Regions from separate parts of the Mus musculus genome. Here region 2 is linked to region 1. A link is a loop called in an ENCODE intact Hi-C map of the cell type or tissue named here. Cell type or tissue: heart. All regions are shown on one strand.

Evidence for each region. Hi-C counts contacts between places; a loop is a spot of excess contacts. Peaks named below come from ENCODE experiments on the same cell type or tissue, not always from the same donor. Only the 100,000 strongest peaks of a DNase experiment are listed, where the experiment ranks them.
Region 2: it touches region 1 in a loop (2.0-fold over the local background); 2 of 42 quality-filtered maps call a loop at or near these places.

Annotation. Positions count from the first base shown.
Region 1 is chr2:106,690,444-106,698,443 of GRCm38, forward strand. Mpped2 (metallophosphoesterase domain containing 2) reads left to right here and starts at 2,738. Exons shown (of 7, transcript NM_001143683.2): 1 at 2,738-3,378. In heart, a CTCF peak has its summit at 3,029; DNase peaks (open chromatin) are centred at 2,928, 3,388 and 3,858; H3K4me3 peaks cover 6,157 bases; H3K27ac peaks cover 5,609 bases.
Region 2 is chr2:106,803,058-106,811,057 of GRCm38, forward strand. All of the region lies in intron 4 of Mpped2 (metallophosphoesterase domain containing 2), which reads left to right. It also overlaps Gm22813. Among named protein-coding and RNA genes, the nearest start is that of C130023O10Rik, 11 kb to the right of the region's middle. In heart, no CTCF peak of the experiment used is centred here; no DNase peak of the experiment used is centred here.

The sequences.
Region 1 (8,000 bases):
CCTGGCATGGATTTTTCTTCATTGTTCATTTGACTTTCTCACTGATGCGCTCCGTCCTTTGCTTTTTCATCTGTTGATTCATGTGGTCATTTAACAACCATGTCCAAGTGTCTTATGTGTGCACTGTACATTTGTGTGAGGGATAGAGAGGAATATAAGGCATAGATGGACAACCTTGAGCAGGAGGTACAATAAATACACACAAAACTATTTTTAAAAGTGAGGACCATCAGGATTCAGGAGTTTAAAAAGTAGTTTGTTGTTGAGTATTTTTTATCATATCTTAGTGGTAGTGCTACTAGCCACTCTCATTTCTAGTGATACCTCAAATTTTGATGGAAAATAATTATAAAAAACTTGAACAGGTTGAAGACAAAAGGAACATACATAGCTGTGTGGTTTTTTTTTTTTCATGAGATTCACATAATTTCATTATCCAAAGAGAGTTAATGATTGTATTCCTTTAAAGAGTTGTAGGACTAACCTTGGCTTTAGTGTGCTCTGTTCCAGGAGTCTCTCTTACAGGAGGCTGAGCGTGAATTCCAACAAAGCACTGAACATTTAGGGGAAGCGTCATTTGCTTCTAAGCTTCTATCTAAACTTCTGCCAGTCTCCCTCATTTTCTTCCCTAAATGTATTCTGAGGAGATATTTGCAGGGATTTACAGTGAGTATCAGGAAATGCATGTGGTCTGCATCCGATCATTTTGAAAGTAAGCTTTTAGAGTATGTACCTCTACTTGTGGATAATATCTCAATTTGGGAGTTCAAATCCACTTACTGAAAATTATTTGAAAAGTGACTTCCTCTTGTTCCTGACTTACTGCTTAAATTCATTTACATTTCTCCAGTTTTTTTTTGGTTTTGTTTGAACAAGTTTGGCTTTAACAGCCTAATGGAAATAAAACTTATCAACCCAGGTACAAGTTGGTCATTGCTGGATAATTAATTATTTATAAGCAGGGACCCAGTAAGTTTGGTTTTCTTCTTATATTGAAATTTTGTTTTAAATATTATTTTCCTCAGTTTCTCCTACTCAAAAAATGATACAAATTCCCACCAACTTTGTAAAGAACCACACACTTGATTTTTAATCACATTAAATATCCTTTAAAATGTGCCTGTAAAACAGAGCACATTGTTATTTATAGTCAGTGTGCCCATATTTAGATCTCAAACCATATTAAATTAGTATGACTGTTTCAAGTAACGATTCAGTGTGTGTGTGTGTGGGGGGGGGGGGTTAGTGCACAGTGATATTAGACTGATCAAATCAGTCTAATTAGTCTTAAAATTCAAACTGTTTACAAAAGAGGAGTGTATTGCTAACTCTTCTGGGAGACAAAATCTAATAACTTAAAAGAACAAGTTTCTAGTCAGTGTTCATGGTTGGGCTGAAAACCAAAAGACAGCAAAATATGAAACTGCCCCTTCACCTCATCTTTGGCATCCTTTAATGTCAGTGTCACTTGCTGTGATTTGTGCTTGGCCAGAGAAGGCACTGTCCTTTCCCCTCAGCCCATCAGGCAAGCACTGACACTCTGGGCACACTATACAATGAAAGTACATCAGTAAGCCCATTTCCCCTTCATTTCTGCATCCTGAGCAGAAGAGATGGACTACTTAAAATTCAAGTGTCAGGAAAGTCCATTGTAAAAGGGAAATATTTTCAAGCGAATTCCGTTTGATCTTTTTTTTTTTTTTCTTTAAATAAGGGGCTCCTTCTGCCTCTCTCCCTTCCTTTCCAGACCTTGGAAACCAATTAGTCTCAGCACAGAGGCTACAGGCCAGGTTGAAACGGCTCCTTTTTAATTTTAGGGGATATAATTTCAGCCAGGACGTCTAGTCAGTTGTCATGTAGTATACAAAGCACAGGTTTCACTCTCGTGCACATACATTGGTGTTCCCTTCGGAGAATGCAGATTTTCTTTTCTTTTCTTCTTTCTTCTTCTTCTTCTTTTTTTTTTTTTTTTTTTTTTTTTTTTTTTGAATCTGACTCCTAGAAAGGAATTAGATCTGGTCGCCGTCCAAATCCTTCGGCTCTGACAGTGGCATAACATCACAGGGCCACCTCATCTTTCAGACAGCCGTGCCAACCAAGTTTTCTAAAAAGCCGTCTGTCCCACCATTTCAGCGGCTTTTCCTATCCTTACCCCGCCCTCCTTTTGCATACAAATCCTAGTGTTCCGCTCCCCTTCCCCGCCAGGTTTCCAAAGTAGCAGAGAAAATTGGAGTAACTTCGATTTATTTATTTATTTATTTATTTGAAGAGCGTGTCTTTGGGAAAGGGAGAATGTGATTCAAAGGGGCGCGGGGGTGTGGGTGCGGAAACAATTAAAGCCTTTGCCTGACTTCACCTTCTTATCCTGAACCTGTCTTAATTCTTGAAGGTGAAAAAACACCAGCTGGGTTGGCCTTTTCTTTCTCAGGAACAACATTACAGAGCCAAAGTGGGGTGTGTGTGCCTCTGGCTCTATGAGAGGGTTTAGGAGAGGGAAGCCTTGATACCCCATAGGAAAGTCTCAGTTCAGCAGTGTGGAGGGACCCTGGGGTCGCCCCTCTTGTGAGATCTTAGTGCCCCAGTCGCTCCTCCTGCCCCTGCAGCGAGTTCTGCGCTTTGGAGCTGTGCCAGGACCTCTGACAGAGCCTGGCAGGTTCATGAGTGGGGGGCGGGGGCTTGGTGTTCTCTTTGCAGAAGACGACCATCTGGGGGGCTCCCTTATTTTCCTGGCGCTCAGTGGCCCGCCCCCATCTCCCCGACCCCTATCATTTTAACGCTGATCACACACGATGGTGAACTTGCAGCTCAGCTTCCTGCCGCCTGCTTGACCCAGGGAGCACCAGCAGCCTGCGGGCCTCGCCCTCCGCTCTCCCTCCTCTCCTGGAAACCCCGCGGCCTCGGGGCGTGGGTGGGGGGTTCGAGTGGGCCGGAACTACGGCAGGGGCGTGCAGGGCGCGGGGTCCCAGCGGGGAGCTCACAGCAAGCGGCGCCTGGGCGGCCCTGCTTCCTGGAGCTGTGCTCCTTTGACCCCAGTGGCAGTCCCTGTCACTGCACCGCTCGCGCTCCCTTCGCTCGCCGCGCCCTCGCTGCCTCTCCTCGCCCCCTCGCTCCTTCTCTTCCCAGATCGAGGCTGCTCCGGTCCTCTCCACCTCCCCACGCAGCGACCCCGCGTCCCGCTCGCACCGCGCCCCTGTGCTGCCCTCCCAGGCCCTGGATCGGCGGCGGGGACCTCCGGGGTCGAAGGTTCTGGCCCGCCCGCGCCCCTCGCCCCTGCCGCCCCCAGCGCTGCTCCAAGCCGGCTCGGGTTGCTTGGCGATGGCTCGCCCGCACACCGGGCGCTGAAGGCATCCCGGGGACCCGGAGCGCAGCCCGGGAAAGGTAATCCGCCCGGGGAAGGGAGGCGGAGGGCGGGGGAGGGGGGAGGAGGCGGCCGGTGCCGGGCGCGAGAGGAAGGGGAAAAAAAAATGCACACACAAAGCGGAGCCCGGGTGAGAGGTGCCTTGTCAGAGGCGCGTGCGAGGGCGCGGGGGCTGCGGAGCGCGGCGGCCCCGCCGACCCTGAGGTTGGCCGACTGAACACTCGAGGACCCGGGGAGAGCAGATTTGTCTCCCCCGAAGCCCCCAACAAGCGAGAGCGAATTTCTTTACGTAGCTGTCCTTCTTCCCACTCCCCATCTCGCCCCCTGTTCTCCCTTCCCCCCAGCCCTCGGCCACGGACCTCTCGGGGTCCCCACCTCCCTGCCCCCTCCTCCGCCGGGTTTCTCAGGAAGGTGGTGGCGGCAGGGGGAGGGGGTTGTCCGCGAAAGCCTGCGGCAAAGCCCCGGGGCAAGGGATGGGGGTGGGGCCCGGGAGTCCGAGATCTGTTTACTAGAAAGTCCCAGGGTCGTGCGCCGCAGCTGCCCCGGCCTAGGCCCGGGTGCATTGTGTTGGCCCGAGCCCTGTGCGCCCGCGGCGGCCCGGGGCCAGGTGCAGTGGCCGGACGGCTCGGTGCAGCTTTGTGCTCCGGCCGCCCGCGCGCGCAGCGCTCCAGCGCGGAGCTCTCCGCCAGCCCCCGCGCCCGGACCTTACTCTCCGGTCTCGGCGATTGCTGCCTGCCGAGCGAGAGGGCTGGGAGGCGGGGTACGGCAGCGTGGAAAAGTAACCGTAGCCGCCCAGTTTCTTTTCTACCTAAGCAGTAGTTGTGTGGATCTCCCCCTTTACCCCCCAACCCTATTTACATTTACATGTGGCAAGATTCTCTTTTAAAATCTTTTGAATTTCGGGCTTTTGCGGCCTAGGAGGTGAAGGGAGCATTTTTTTTTTTTTAACCTAGAGGTTCGAGAGGGCATTGAAATCCCCCAGCAAGAAAAGAGCACGGAAAGATAAGCAGTGGGGTTGATTTATAGCGCACCCCACAACACACCCGGAATTAAGAGTGAATGCGGGTCATGAAAAATGTGTAATTGATTTGTGATGGTAAAGACACTAACAGGTCAGGCTGGGAAAAACACACAACTTTAACTGGAAGGGAAAGACTTCCAAAGAGGGGGCAAGGCGGTGGCCTCCACATTCTCCTCCAGCCCGATGGCTGGCTGGATCTCTTCCCTTCCCAACTGTTCCCGGGAGGAGCCTGGCAGCTCCGGGACTCAGAGCAAAGAGGCAGCTGCTTAGGGTACGGACTCGGGCTCTGGTCTGTATGCTCGGAGATGCCAGTGCGCTTCGGAGGCTTCCGTCCCAGACCTGGGGTTAAGATGCCCCACCGAGGATGGCAGCGACGTCAGAGCCCGTTTTCTACGGCGGTCTTCAGTCGGTGTCCCGCTGGGAGAGAGGAAGGTGGGGGAAAATGCTTAACCGACCCTGGGGGAGAAAGTCTACTGTCCTTCGTGCTGCCTCCACCGCCGGCAGTGGCGGTGCCCAGCGGGTACTCAGCGTCTACGGAAAGAGGAGGGAGTTGTGGCCAGGACCAGGCAACGGGAGCTGTTGACAGAGCAGGGCATGTGTGTGTGTGTGTGTGTGTGTGTGTGTGCGCGCGCGCGCGCGCGTGTATGTGTGTAGTAGCTGCAGCCCCCCACCTCATCTGCCCACCCTAGATTTAAAACAAACAAACCAATCCAAAGTAGAGAATTCTGCGTCCCCCCTCGCCCCACCATATATAGACCCCACGCTTTGTCAGAGGCTCAGGAGAAAAGTCGTGCCCTCCCTCTCCGAAAGAATGTGCCAGCTGGGTGTCAGCAGTGCTGGAGACAAGTTCAGGTGTAAGTGTGAAGGGAAGGGAGGGAGCTTAGTGGACAGAGGCACGTGGAACTTTTTTAGCATTTCCAGAAAAATAAAGAAGCGGTGCAGCCACGGTTTGGACAGCGTGTGGGCATCGCTCCCGCATGCGGAGATGAGTAACTGGAAATGGGCATAAAAGAGTAGGGGCGTGAGTTAAGGTTCTCGATCCGCGAGACAGAGGGAGGAGAGAATGAATTTTGGCGGGGTTGGATCAGGAGCGAACTCCAAAGTCCCTCCACCCAGTAAGTGAGGTGGCTATCTTCCTAACTCAAATGAGCACCATTATTTAAACAAGGAAAGCGAAATCCAGGGCTCATTTCTTCTGGGTTTGGCGTAGGCAGCACGCGAGTACAGAGGTCAGAAATGGTTGCTTTGAAAGTTGAGGTAAATCGGACTTCTGGTGTCTAGGAGGTGGAGACAGTTATTTAAGCCTTCAGTGTTTAATCCCCTCCTTGCCAGCAGACTTTAAGAGGTTTTCCAAGTGGGTTCCTGGAAAAGAAAATTTCAGCTTAAGGGACAGAGTGACTGCTGTCTAGGAAATGCTCAATGTGCTCACGTGGGTTTTCTTTCTTTCTTTCTTCTTCTTTTTTTTTTTTTTTTTTAACAGAAACTCTAACACCAGCATGAATGCTTGGCAGTGACAGTCCTGTTTAGATTTTTCTTTAGGCATTTTGGCATCTTGTACTGGGTGCCTTTGTTTGTGGATAAAATGCATTGAAGTATAAAATTAAAAGAAGAAGGCTTCTCCCTTTAACTGTTGTGAGAAGATGTAGTTGGGAGGGGGTGGTTATAGCCTGAATATTTGAAGCAGGGTGGTGCAGCATCTTCGAAGGTTAAGGTGAAGTCCTTCCATCTTTCAGGCTTTCCCCCATATCTCATTAAAGTGACGTGGTTTAGCTCATGGCTTTGTCACGGAGATCCTTCCTCTATCCCTTGTCCTCCCAATCACACTCGTGCGCGCGCACACACACACACACACACACACACACACACACACACACACCAGTCTTAGGATATGTTCATTTTGGTACATGGACGGAATTGAACATAGCATTTTAAAAAATAAGCCTTTTCTTGACTTGTCTGTAAAGGTGCTATGAAAGTTTTGAAGCTCTCTGCCTCGGTCTGACATTTCCTTCAAAGGACTCCAGATTAAAGAAGATAGACCCGGCAGGTGCACTGTTTCGATAAAACATTTGAAAGGGAACAAGGCAAAGATGAATTCAAATGAGGTGCTAGCCACCCATTTAGCCCTTCAGAATCACAGACGTCTGGGCTTGCTAGTGGAGAGAGATTGTTTACCTTGCTGGGGCAGAGTAGCAAAGAGGTAGGTAGGTGTTTCCTGACAGAAAATGAAAATCTACAGGCTAACTTCAGGATAGCCAGGACTACTTAGAAGTGTGAATCCGGCATCTAAGTTCCGCTTCTTTTTGGCTTCAATCGAGACGGCTTAAGAGGGTCTCCCTCTAGCCACTTCAAGTCACTGTAAATACTCAATATGACTATTTTATTTCTGGCCTACACTCTTTTAGTTTAATTAGTAAGTTTTCTTCCCATTTAAATTCTTTCTGGCAAGGGGTACAGAAACTTACTCTGAGGTCACATTGGTCTAGACATGAATTTGGTTTTCTGTTGCTTCTGAAATGTTCTGTATCTCACACAATAGACATTGATGGAAGGAAAATAAGAATCGCCAAGTAGTTTTTATACCACTCCCTAATTTATGCAAACACTAAGTTCTTGTATTCTGAAAATGCCTATTTTTCCCCCTCTGCGCTTTGATGGCTAACATTCTTTTTAATGACAGTCATTTCTGTAACAGGAAGATGTCTTCATTTGTGTTTACTTTTCAGTACCACGCAATTACGCAGCTCCGTGCTTCAGTTGTGTCTCGGTACTTTGTGTCTCAAAAGAGAATTACAGCACTCAGAACAGGACTGCAATTTGAAGCAGGTGTTGTGTTTTACTGTTATGCAAAATAACAGTAAAATATAATTGTGTAGGAAATTAAGGAAACAGCTGCAAACTTAGTATGAAACTGCTACATTATGATTCGTAAGCAGTTCTTTACAGATTATCTTACATGGGAGGAGCAGGGCAAGATTTGACTTAGCTAATCCTACTGGCCAGATTGTCTATCAACTCGTGCTCAAGGGAGTCATACCTCCCTGAAGGGAGGAAACAGCAGCAAGGGAACCCAAGGCAACATTATGTTAAAAGAGTCAGAATACCAGGGCTTCTCTCTGGGCTATGGGAACCAAGGCCAGGTGGGTATAACCTAGCTTGCTTCACTATTGTGTTCTTAGCCCAGCTAGCATATGGAGGGCTACAGGAGCCCTGGGTTGCAAAATAATAAAATAAATGGCTTATTATGACAGACGGTCTATCTGCTTTTGTTCGCTATTTTAAGGTGTTTCATGCTAAATTTCAATCTAATCTTATTATTCTATTTTTTTTTTGAGATAACAGCTAAGATGTCTGGAGCTTAATGGTATACATGGCAAATTAATTCTGATACATTGTTTTGAGAAAAATGCAGGTTAGCCAAGGGTTAGTTAACCAAGGAGTGTGTGGTGCCTCCTGCTTCTTCCAAGTGCTCATCAATTGCAACAGCTTCCATGCAAGGGCTTGTGTCCCTCCATCTTTGATTATCTGCCATAAGAACAGACATTTTCATTTCTGTACTTCACATGGCAACCAATACATTGACACTTATAAAAAGAATGAGAATTGCTGGAAATTTCTTGG
Region 2 (8,000 bases), 110 kb after region 1:
CCAGGTAACTGTGTGGTGGAACTTAGACAGAATGCTAACAACCATGACCAAGGCAACTTATAAAAAAGAGCATTTAATTGGGCTAACAGTTTCAGTGGGTTCGAGTCCATGATGGCAGAGCAAAGGCATGCAGCAGGGACAGCTGAGAGCTCACATCTTAATCCATAAGCAGGATGCAGAGAGCACACTGGGAATGACTTAGGCTTTTGAAACCTCAGATCCCACCCACTGTGACACATCCTTCAACAAGGCCACATCTCCTGACCCTTTCCAAACAGTTCTGCCAACAGGGGACTACATATTCAAACATAAGAACCTTTGAGGTCCATTCTCATTCAAACCACCACAAGCTTATTTCCCCATATACCTCTCAGTCTCTGTTCTTCTCCTGCCCTTTCACTTGCCCTCTTTCTTCCTCTAGGTAGTTTTGTTTCTACCTTCACTTTAAATTTGAATTTATTATTATTGTAATTATTTATTTTGGTGTGTGTGTGTGTGTGTGTGTGTGTGTGTGTGTACATAAGGGCATAATGTATGTAGGGGGTATATGTGCCATGGACTATATATGGAGATCAGAGAAACTCTGGAGTCTGCTCTTTCCTTCAGCCCTACATGGGCTCTAGGGATTGAATTTAGGTTACCAAGCTTATTACAAGTACCTTTACCTGCTGAGCCATCCTGCTAGCCCTTGCTTCTATGTTCATGATTATATATATATATATATAAAATCTAAGATCCACAAGTGAGAGCAAAAGACAATGTTCATTTTTCTGAGACCAACTTAATTCACTAAATATAATAATCTCCATTTACATCCACTTTTCATTCAAACAATATAATTTTATTATTCTTAATGGCTGAATTATATCTTATCGTGTATATAAACCACATTTTTCATGTTCCACTGTTGATGGACGCCTAGGTTAGTTTCATAAATTAGCTGTTATGAATAATACTGCAACTAAGCATTGACGTATAATTATCTCTGTGATACAGTGAGTAGGAATTCTTAAGGTAAATACCTAGGAGTGATGTAACCCAGTCATAGGGAAGAACTACTTTTAATTTGTTGAGCAACCCCCAACCTGATTTTGACACAGGTTTGAGTAGTTTACACTTCTACTAACAATCTATAAGGGTTCCCTTTCCCCCTTTCTCTACATTGAAGTTTTTAATCTCTGTAGTATGAAACACGGACGAAAACCAATTACTTAAGGCTGCTCTACCCCCCAAAAGATAGAGCAAGCAAGATCCAAAATGAAGACATGGAAGAAACTGAAATGAATAAAATTAAGAGAAATCAATGAAACAGAATGTAACAGAATTAAAACTTGTTATTTGAAAAAAAAAAAATCAAACTGATGAGCCCTTACTGATCAAGACTATAAACCATTAGTATGAGGAATGGAAAGGAGTTCTCACTACAAAGCTTTGGAACTCTGAAAAGATAAGAGGGGTTCATGAGCAACTTTATGCTGACAAAATTTGAAACTTACAGTAAGTGCACAACTTTCTTTAAAAAATACTAAAAAGGAAAAAGGATGTGCACAAAATAAAATACAAAATTTGAGTGTCTCGATATAATAATTAAACTGATTTCACTTCAAAACCTTTTATTATGAAAAGTAAGTCACAGTATCTTTAATGATGAATTTCATCAACTATTTAGAAGAAAGACCACTTCCCATCTTACTTTATAGTCAACATACCATCTAAGAAAGAGAACAAAACTTATAGGAAACTATGTTACACCATGAGCAGACACTAAGATACTATATAAAACACTCACAGATCAAATCCAAAAACATGCAAAACAAAACAAAGAACAAAAAAAAATTCCTAACATACTAGTCTAGCTTTAATTTATCCCAGGAAAAGAGTCTGGGTGTACCATTTGGAAGGATTTGGAAGGGAGGAGGGGAAAAAGAAGGGAAGAGGTTGGGAGGGAGTCAGCAATGAAAGACAGAAGGAGGGGTACAGAGGGAGGGAGGAAGGGAGGGGATAAAGGAAGGAAGGAAGGAAGGAAGGAAGGAAGGAAGGAAGGAAGGAAGGAAGGAAGAATAAATCAGTCAGTCTAATTGCTTCCATTAGCAATAAAGGACTAAAGAGATTGCTCAGTGGTTAAGAGCACTGGCTGCTCTTCAAGAGGACCCAGGTTCAATTCTCAGCACCTACGTGGCAGCTGACAGCTATCTGTAACTCTAGTTCCTGGGGATGTGACATTGTCACACAAACACACATGCAGGCAAAACATCATTGCACATAAAATAAAAATACACAATAAGGGAGAAAATGCATCTGAGTTTCCTCCTCGCTCAGTAGGTGAAGAAAAAAATCTTTTAAATTCAACCCTATTCATGATTTAAAACTCTTAGATTCTAGACTCAAGTTCTGGATCCCATACGTATTGGTTTTTGAGCCTTGCAGACCCACCCCTCGAGAACCATTTCTTGAGACTATAGAGATGACTCTGCCTTTAAGAGCAGCTACTGTTCTGGCAGAGAAGCCAGATCTAGCTAGTTCCCAGCATCTATGTGGTGGCTCACAACTATCTGCAACTCAGGCTCCAGAGACTCCAACACTCTCCTGGCCTTTGTGGGCATGGGGCACATGCATGCATAATGTATACAAGCATTCATGGAAGAGAAACAAGCTAAACATATTCTGCAGACGTATGCCAAGTACAGTTCAAAAGGAGGGTTAAGAAGATTCATACTGTGGCCCTATCAAACTTGAAAGAAAACTTGTTGGTTGCATGTTATAAACGGGTTTGTTGTCCTTCGGAAAGCCATGGCAGGTGGATTTAGGAGGAAAAGAGAGCCAGTGAGAAAAGATAAACAGCCCAAAGACAGCCTTCTGAAGCTGTCTCGGTGGTAGAAACGTACCCTTGCACTGTTTAGAGTTTTATTCGGAGGTTAATTTAGCTGTTAGCTATGGAGAGCCTGTTCCATGCAGTGTCAAACACAACCCTATGTGCTGGAGACACGGGCATGAACGAAGCAAGTCACTGACCCTGGGGGACCTTGTAAGACACTTAGTAAAGAGGGGGAGATAAGCAAATGAAGTAAGAGCTAATTTTGTAAGATTGCTTTGGAGACAGACACTGGGAGCAGCTGGTCTGGTTTGGGTGGGGAAGGAGATGCGTCAGGGAGACTGGGAAGAACCGGGAAGAGGATCTCTCAGGTGTGTCCACAGACAAGAGCAGTGCTAGTAGGAGCTAAGAGCTTAGAATGTGTAGGCAATTGCCTGGCCCTAGAACTCAGTGTGTGGTGGACTAAGAGCTGGCTGTCAGGGTCAGAGTGCTTTGTGAAATTGTCTGGATTGCATCCTGTGCTTCTGGGGAAACGTGGTTTTGTTGTTGTTGTTTTGTTTTGTTTTGTTTTGTTTTTTTCCTTTTGGAAGAATGCTAGATTCAGTGCATACTAACACGAGGGTATTGAGGAAGGAAAGGAGGCCAGGATAGCAAGTGGGAGTACTGCAGTTATCTGCAGTAGTAGGACTAAGGTTTTTACTTTACTTGAGATAGGCTGAGATATTAACAATGAGAGATTTAGGACTTGTGGGCTCAAAGCAGGTGAGAACTTGAACTTCTGTCCTGCTGACTTGCATGAAGTGATTCTTGCCACTTGATAATGTACTGGTGATGGTTTTCGAAAGGTGCCTGTTGTGAAAGATGTTTATTTACTCAGGCTGCAACTGGACACCTTCTGTAGATAGGTAGCACATTTAAAGTTTCTCTCTGACATTAACTTATGGAGAATCTTAGAGACTGGAAACCTAAATGTGTATGATGAAAGAAGAGAAGGCAGAAGAGGTGGAGAAAGCCAGAGAGAGGCAGCCATTGTCCTGGGCTGCAGGGCACATGGCTAATGAGGAGTAAGAGGAACCTGGCAGTGTAAATAAGACATTAGGCCCTCAGGTGGAAGGAAAGGGAGGCGGTTGGTGTGGCTCCAAAGAGCACAGGGACCAGGGAGTTAAGTCTATGGGTGACAGGAAGACATTGAATGTCTACTTTCCAGATAGTGTTTGGTGCTTATTAAAGGAGTTTGCTTGCTTGAAAGACCATGCTGGGCCGGTAGGCTCTCAGATAATGTGAAGGAAGAAGTTTTTCAGAGTTACTGATAGAATGCTCATCTGCACACAAGCCCTGGGTTTGATCCAGAGCCCTGCAAATTAATAATAGGGAAAATAAAAGGCAGAGAGAAAAGGACTAAAGAAATGGGATCATGGCCTCTTGTTTATCATGAACTGTCTACATGGCTGTCCACTGTCATGGTGGACCATCCTTTCATAATTTTAAGTGTGAAATGATAATTTAAAAAGCATAAGAGAATATGCTAAACTAAAAGTGGATAGAATGATGACAAGAGATGGATAAAAGAATTCAGGTGCAGAGAGAGCCAGCATATTCTCACACGAGCAGGCACGACTCTTTGAGCTGACGTGGCTGCAGACAGTGTATTTGGTGTTACTTGACGGACGTGGTTCAAGGTAGGCTGAGAGTGTTGTCCATACATAGGCTTCTCTGGGCACCTTCCCAGACACAGAAGGAAATCCTGGGGTTAGCGCATACTCTTTTCTTAGAAGTTTGTCTGTTTAATACTGTCAGGTTCATATGTTCAGTGGGGATGGTCTACTGATCAATGGAAAGTGTGGAAGGAGGAGCCATTGTGGAGATAATGGCATCTGTGCTGGCAACACCTTGAACTTGGAAGTTTACAGTGCTGCAAGCCCAAGCCCGGGGAAGGACTAGACTTGCCTTTCCATTTCATCTTGGTAGCCACCCCTTCTTAAGCACCTCTAGCACTGCAGTTGGAGGCTAGAGTCAAAGAAACTAATTAATCCCCATGATATTAACCCTATCAGGAGAGGCGGGATTAACTTGTATCTGTCTATTGTATGGCAGTTACATCTCTGATTCTGACTTGCTTTTTTTATTTAAAGAAAGAAAGAAAGGAAAGAAAGAGAGAAAGAAAGAAAGAGAGAGAGAGAGAGAGAGAGAGAAAGAAAGAAAGAAAGAAAGAAAGAAAGAAAGAAAGAAAGAAAGAAAGAAAGAAAGAAAGAGAGAAAGAAAAAGAGGAGGAGGATAGTATCCATTTATCCCCCATTAGATTGTTGGCTCTGGACACTGGATGAGTTTGTACATACCAACTTTCAAGTTCCTTACTTGTCAGTCTGTGTTCAATGAACATTGATCATCATTTTATATCACTATCATCATTTTATACTATTTTTTACATATCTATTTTATATGTATGAGTGGTTTGCTCACATGTACATTACAAGGGTGTGCCTAGTGCCCATAGAAGTCAGAAGAAGGCATCAGCTTCCCTGGAACTGGAGTTACAAATGATTTTGTGACCCACCACATGGGTGCTTGGAATTGAACTTAAGTCATTTGCAAGAACAAGTTCTCTTAACCACTGAACGGTCATTAGTATATTCTTAATCTTTTTAAAAAGAGGGGGTCTTCTCTTAAGAAAAAGGCACACGGGACATGCGAAACAAATGCACACATGTGCGGTCACTAAGACCTACGCTTCTTTTGGTCCGACCAAAGGCCAATCACGTGCAGGAGCTGCTAGTGTATATTTATTCAGACATCAATCCTAATCACTTCCTTGCCGCTTCGGCAGTAGGGGCATTGTAATTCTATTTTTATCGGTTCCTTCCTGTGACCCAGACATTCAAAATAGCATGAGTAAGGATCAAAAATATCTTAATGGGTTTGGTTCCCAGAGATATCAGTGACCAAAGGAAGAGCTTTGCAGGAATTTCTTCCTGAGATGATAAGAAGGGTAAGGAAGGAAGAAGAGGGAGGGACCCCCTTAAGAAGGAGGGTCCCCAAGTCCAGGGCTGTATGTCTATAGGGGCAAAAAGCCACAACTGCATATCAGTGCGATGCAAGGACCCTGGGGAAGCAGAGCGCCATGCTCCCTATTTCCAGGTCTGTGCTACCATTATGTAATTGCTGAAGGTAATGTCGCCATTCTCCAGGTAACCATCCTTTTGATGAGTAGATTTCCTGGTGTGGTTACATTGCTCAAACATGTGCAAACGCAGCATTCCCTCTGCTGCTAGCATTTCTGTTTGGATATTTTGTCTGGGCGTCTTGTCCTTCTCTTTATGACCTCCACCCTTCTTTCTTTTATGTTACTTCTTCGTGTTCTCCTACTCTCGCTTAGCTTCCTCCTTCTTTGAATAACGTTTTATATTCAAACCCATTGTCACTGGTAAGTAATCACAGTTTAGAAGCCAGGAGAAAGAAAATGGAATCACTGGAGGATCAAGTAGGCTGAGTCTGATGAAGCAAGACTTTGCCGATACACTCCTAGACAAAGGGGTGAAAGAGCAGCCCTTCCTGGAGAAAACCACAGGGCTCACTGTACTACCCAACGTTTTCAGCACGCTTTGCTAGTTTTCATTTAATTTAGCATAAATCGAAGAGAAGTGGGTTAAGAAAAAAAAAAAAAGAAAGGAAAAGAAAGAAAGAAAATGGAATCAGAAGAACATCTAGTGCCACCATTGTGCAGTGCAGGGTTTCCCGAGCTGTAGCAAGTGTGCCGGTAGTGAGTGTGACATAATCTTAGGCCGTGCCTGGTTGCACACTTCTTTCGGTAATTTGGCATTTTTACATGCCTGCTGAAAAGTGTATGGGTGTGTGCAGGACTTGTAATTTCATGGATATTGCCGTTTAGGGTGAGGATAAATTTATTTAAGTAATAAAACCAAGTCTGGATTAGAGAAATATTTAGTAAACATAGGCCAGGTGTTATGCAGATGTGGCAAATGAGTCACGGTTCTAGCACTTCAGTGCACAAGCTGGAGACACTGTGGTAGCACATGCGTCCTTTTGACTTCAGTGAGGGCTGGTTGGGGAACTCTGGAGGGCACAGGTTGTTGGTCAGTTCTAACTCACCTCTGAAGAGCATCTGCACCATCTCACCTCAATTCTGTCATAGCTCCAGTGAGTCTCTCTCAGAGGTAAGGGATGGAGATGTATCTAACCTCCTCTTAACCTAGCCAAAAATTTGCCACAGCTGCATGGCTTGATGAAAGCCCAAGGCGTGCGCAATAATTCTGCAGCAGCAACTTGCATTTTTAAACATTTAAACATGGATAGCAGGTGTGGGTGTTATGCTAGTGTGACTCACAGATTTGAGTATTTACACACTGGGATGTTTGTTTGTTTTTTTAGAGTTGAAGCATATTTCAGTCTGAGCCCTTGACCCTTGACTTGAGAAGTAATGGGTCTCGGCTCCTGATTACAGATCTCTGGTCAGGGCCTTTTACACAGTCTGTTTGGAACATACCATGTTGGGGATCAGTCAGGCCCTCCATAGCAGGACATGCCTCTTTTCTCTGACCTTGCCTTAGGGTCCCCGAGAACAGGCTTTGGCTTCCTTGTGAGACGTGCCACAGCTGCTTCTGCTGAGAGCTTGTTACTGCTCAGGAAGCTGCCCCTTGCAGGGAATTCCACCTGGACGCTCACTTCTCCACAGCCCTGGCATTTCCTGCAGAAAGCTCTCACCTCTGTCTTGAGGCTGTAGACAGCCTTCATCCCCATCCAGCCTGCTGAGGCGCTCTCCTTGCTCCCTGTCCCAACATCCATCAAGCTTTTTGCCTTGAGAGAAAGCAAAACCTAGACAAGGAAAAGGTAGCAGCGTTTCTAGAAACTTCTGTTTAAACCATTGTGTGTAAACACTCCCGAGGCAGATGAACACAAAGGCTTTCCTAGAATAAAGGATTGGGAGAAAACACAGGCTGGTGTTCCTAGTAACTGTTTTTTGCAATGTGTAAAGTAAAAATGTTGAAGCTTATACATGTACCCAAAGTATATGCCATACTGTTATGCACACTCTCAGTGTTGCTGTGCTCAAATGTGCAGAGTATTAAACATGGCAGTCCAACCCAGTTTGTTCAGAATTACAGACTCTAAATGTCTTGCTTGTTTGGGTTTTAATGACCATATTTTTCAAATACTTTTTATCCAGAAACAC